Regions from separate parts of the Mus musculus genome. Here region 2 is linked to region 1. Evidence: chromatin loops called from intact Hi-C (ENCODE). Cell type or tissue: left cerebral cortex. All regions are shown on one strand.

Region 1 (2,500 bases):
GAGCCCGGCACGAGCAGCGCCGCCGAGCTGGAGCTGCTGAAACGGCGAGCGGCCGAGCGCATCGACGAGGCGGCCGAGCGCCTGGGCGCGCTGAGCCGCGCCATCTGGAGCGCGCCCGAGCTGGCCTACGAAGAGCACCGCGCGCACGGCGAGCTCACGCGCTTCTTCGAGTGCGAGCCGCCGGCCGCCTCGTGGGCGGTGCAGCCGCACTTCGGGCTCCCCACCGCCTTCCGTGCCGAGTGGGCGCCGCCGGAGTCCGCGGCGGGGCCCCGCGCGCTGCAGGTGGCCTTCCTGTGCGAGTACGACGCGCTGCCAGCCCTGGGCCACGCCTGCGGCCACAACCTCATCGCCGAGGTCGGGGTGGCTGCGGCGCTCGGCCTGCGGGCTGCGCTGGAGAGCATCGCTGCGCCGCCGCCGGTCAAGGTGAGCCACTCCGGGCCAGCGCGGGGCGTGCCGGATCCAGCCCGGAGTGCCAGACCAGTCGGAGTACCAGACCGGTTATTTTTGGTGGCAGACAGCTGCAGTTTGCTCATTGGGTCGTGTGCTATCTGGAGGAAATAAATGGAGACTTAACAAACAAAAGATTTTGATTTGAATAATTGGTATTTGTATAGTAAATTTCAGTGTTTAGAACTACCAGGCTGCCAAACCACTAAAGAGCAGAACTAACGGAGAAGCTAACAAAACATTTACTACGTAGATAGGTTCATATTTAAGTGTACATTTTATTTCATATTAAACAGGCGTCTCGGTTCTTTAAGCAGGAAAATGTCGTGCATGTCTGTCTTGGGCAGGTCCGATCTTGTGTTTACTCTTTAGGATAGTGTATTTAATTCTGTGAGCAAGGTTATATGTCACAACTCAGCTCGGCTCACCCGCCAGTGGCAGTAATGTAATCCTCTGCAACAAACAATTTATCTCTTGTGGCCTCTAGGTTTCTGTGTTGTTTGGGGAGGAGGGCCGTGAGACCCTGGACCGACTTAGGAAAGTTCTCAGCGGTTGGCAATGAGCCCAGTAGATTCAGAGAGGCTTAGCGGCCAGGAGTGGTGGTGCATGCCAGGCGGAGCTCTGTGAGTTCGAGGTCAGCCTAGTCTATCTGAGCTCCAGGACAGTCAGGATTACATAGAGAGACCCTGTCTTACCCCCTCCCTCAAAAAGCAGCTTAACTTAAGGTACATTATAAATTTAAAAATAAATAAAGCCAGACTTTGAGAAGTATACCAACTTCAAATTTCAAGTGGTTGTTCTCAGCAACGTTCCTCTCTTACCAGAAAATGGAATATGAGTGGATTCCCTTTGCTTTCATTGTATTTTTATACCTGACCTTAACAATACTTTAATCTTATGCAGAGGCTGTGCCTTTGCTTTTTAAAAATTGCTTGAAGAAGTTAAGCTTAGGTATCAAAGTAAAAGGTTTATTCTGTCAAGTTCTCTTTTGTTCGATTAGGTGTTTGGTGACCCTTAGGTCTTCCTGGTTGAACTGGTGAAATCGAGTTAGTAAGTTTGTGTAATAGTTGGGGGTTTCTAACCATGGCACTGAGGTTGTTTAAGGCTCGTCAATGAAAGGTTAATGAGTTAAGACTTTTAAGGTGGTTTCTCAGTGAGGAGTCCGTCTCAACCGGAAGGAGAGCTCTGTAGGCTCTGGAGACTTGCTTTGTAACCCGGGACGCCTGTAGCCTGCCTGAAATGATGCAGACTGCAGACTGCTTACTACCTCGCAGGCTTCTTGTGAGGGTAACAGACAGGCCACGTGCAAGATCCTTTTCAGTAAAGCTCATGACTGATTGATTATACCTGTCATACACATACATTAAACAGTCTTAGCCACGAAGAAACTTTAACAGATAAGTCCTAGCAAATGTTAAAGTACATATAATTCTACTTCTTTTGGTCTTTGTTATGACTTGGGTGGAGTATAAAATTGGGGGAATTTTCCTATAGCACTTCTAGCATGCATTTATACCAGATTACTATAACAATACATATTAAATTTTATGATTCTGCACAATATACTTTAATTCATGGTATAAATGTCAGACTATAACTTCTCTTCAGGGGTTAAGGACTTAAGTGTATATCCTGAATACACACGCGCTAAAACCCATGTCATGTTTTCCTGCTAGGAATCTCTTTGCTAACATCTGCATTTCCTTGTAGGTGATTGTCCTGGGAACCCCTGCAGAAGAAGATGGTGGTGGCAAAATTGATCTAATTGAAGCAGGTGCCTTCGAAAACCTTGATGTTGTTTTTATGGCTCATCCCTCTCAGGAGAACGCTGCCTATCTCCCGGATGTGGCCGAGCACGAGTGAGTAGTCACACTGAGGATAATTCCTTAGTGGGCAACAGGCTGCAGAACAATCAAAGCTAGGCCAAAAGTACTTGTCATGCGCGCCTAGCGACCAACCGACCAGAGTTCAACCCTCGGAACCCACATCACATCGGAGAGAATATTTCTTTTGATCTCCACAGGTATCCCATTGCACGCACCACCCCCCAGTC
Region 2 (2,500 bases), 55 kb after region 1:
AACTAACTTTCTAGAAGAGTCTACGCAGTCTTTATGACTTCTCTAAACAGGTTGCCATTCTAATTGTGTCTTGGGAAAAGCCTGAGGGTTTGGGGGTCAATTAGCAGTGTTAGTTGGTTTTAATTCCCATGAGCACATTTGGGTCAAAGAATCCCTGCATTTTGCGGGTTCATCACTGCACAAATTCCATTTGCCCAAGCAATTCCTGACCCTCTCTCTGGGCACAGGGGTCCTCCTTAGTACCCCAGGTTCGCTGCGACCAGCGGATGTCTGAGAATCTAGTCTAATGACATCGTAGAAACTAGAGTCGTGAGCACATCTGCGCTGCGAATCTGCTTGGGGGAGGACTCGAGGGAGCACAGACGAACAAGACGGGCCCACTGGATCCAGACTGTTGAGAGACATGCTGCCCTCGCATTAGCAGATCTTTCTTATTCTGCAGACTTACAACCAAACAGAAGGAAAATTTAGGTTCAACTGGAAATACTGATGCCCTTTTCTTCATCTATCTCCGCATCAGTGAAGGAGTGCGGGGCCTGGCTGTCTCCAGTGCTGTCTCCAGTGCCTGGTTTACTGACTGATGCCGGCCAAAGGCCAGGCCCTGGCTGCCTAAACTCCATCGGGTGAGGCAGCTACAGCCGGCTGGGGCAGTGAGTACCAACCACCCCAACCCCTCCCAGGTCACAGGTAGGGGACAACCTACTGATGCTGCTAGCTGTGCATCCCAAAGAAGACTGCTTTTAAAACAAAACCGAAAAGAGTCCCACCGAAATTAATTACTTTGTAACTCGTTCCCACAGGTTAAAACTTCCATCAGATCCCTTGAGGATCGTCCTTGGTTTTCAGAAAATATATAATAACCTCTCTTTCAGAATGTTTTTTTTAGATAATTTTTTAGATAATTAATAACAAATTTAAGAAAATATGCTAATACTATCAAGTGTAGTGCTATTACAAAGGAAAACAGCATTCTAGCTTCCTGAAAGGAGAGGAGGAGGAGGGTAAGGGGAGGAGGGGGAGGGGAAGAGGTGTTTCCACACAGATCTGGCAGTGCTGCTGCTAAGACACAACCATGAAGAACCTGCTTTTCATCCTTTACCCCAAGGCCTTTGCCTCCAAGTCACTCACCTGCCTTTCCTAGATGGCTCATGAACTTCTCTTCCTGGCCAGTGCGCTGTGCTCTCAGCAGCCAGAACCCATCCCCACCACAAAAGGAATATGCCAAATTTCATATTCTGGACAGCCAACATAGATTCCCAAATCAAACGGTTCTCCCAAGAAGCCGTGAGAAGGAGCCGGTGAGGAGTTGCCGCCCGCCCTCTCTTAAGGCATCATTGCTGTGTTTGTTATTAGAAGGATGTTTACCCTGCGAAAATGAAGCTGCAGTCAGTAATCTGGCCAGCGGGAGAAAGCAATTTCCACTAACCCCGCAAATCCCCCTGCGTCAGATGTCAGGGATTTTCTAAACTGAGGTTGAATTCCTGTGTCCTGCGGGACGGTCCCTGGGGCGGGTCTAAATTAGTTCATCATCAAATGTGGTGGGTGTACTGGTGAGGGTTTGTATTTTCAAGTCAACTGGATAGAAAGAAAAAAGTAAATGCAGAAAGGCAGAGACTCTGTCTGTCTGTCTGTCTGTCTGTCTGTCTGTCTGCTTGGTTTGATCCTCTCCTGATCTATTAATGCTCCTAGATGCTTCTAGTTTGCCCATGGCTTCTGTAACCTTGGGGTTGATGCCTTGTGGGGAGCTATAGATGAAATTAAGAGGTCAAGTGGGGAAAAGTGTACCCCACACTGTGCAAAGAGAAAGCTAAAATCCTTATCAATTGTAATATTCTTGTACCAGCCTCTTTGGACGTTTCCATTTGGAAATGTCTGGACATAAATGAACAGTCATCAATAACTATGTCTCCTTTGATACCTGCTCAGAACCTTGGCACAGAATCTATAGGCCCAGGTTCTGTCTCCATCACAGGACAGAGTCAGAGTCCCATGAAGTAGGACTACATTCAGCACTCCAAATTATTGACTCCTCCAAGCTGATTTCAGACAGTTGAGACTTTCAGACTGTGTCAATAAACTGATTCGGAATTCTTAGCACTCCCCTGCTGAAAGGGCAACCTGAAACCCAGGCAACCTCGGCTTAACTTGAACTCTCTCTATATAGCCAAGGTTGTTTTTGAATTTCTGATATTCATGTCTCTAAAGGGATAGACTCAAAGAGATAGGGCTTAGGCTAGGTGTTGTTGTGCATAGCTATAACTTCAGTATTCTGGGAGGCAGGAAGATTATACATTTGAGGCCAGCCTGGGCTACATGGCAAGACTACATTGATGAGCCAAGAAAGTAGCCTAGGCTGTCTAAATGAAAAAGATGCATAACTACAAGAGGAAGAGAAAGATGAGAAGGTAGAAGAGGACAAAGTGGATCTACTGTAAGATAATTAGATCTTGGAGAGAAGGTGCCATCTTTGATATGATTAATATCACTCTGAGAAGAACCT

The links. Hi-C counts contacts between places; a loop is a spot of excess contacts. Peaks named below come from ENCODE experiments on the same cell type or tissue, not always from the same donor. Only the 100,000 strongest peaks of a DNase experiment are listed, where the experiment ranks them.
Region 2: it touches region 1 in a loop (2.2-fold over the local background); 3 of 42 quality-filtered maps call a loop at or near these places.

What each region holds. Positions count from the first base shown.
Region 1 is chr4:33,186,854-33,189,353 of GRCm38, reverse strand. It overlaps Pm20d2 (peptidase M20 domain containing 2), which reads left to right. Exons shown (of 7, transcript NM_001034867.2): 1 at 1-423; 2 at 2,158-2,306. Among named protein-coding and RNA genes, the nearest start is that of Pm20d2, 1.6 kb to the left of the region's middle. In left cerebral cortex, CTCF peaks have their summits at 379 and 1,038; a DNase peak (open chromatin) is centred at 969; H3K4me3 peaks cover 744 bases; H3K27ac peaks cover 559 bases.
Region 2 is chr4:33,131,404-33,133,903 of GRCm38, reverse strand. Gabrr1 (gamma-aminobutyric acid (GABA) C receptor, subunit rho 1) reads right to left here and starts at 1,348. Exons shown (of 10, transcript NM_008075.2): 1 at 1,129-1,348. The coding sequence starts at 1,250. In left cerebral cortex, no CTCF peak of the experiment used is centred here; no DNase peak of the experiment used is centred here.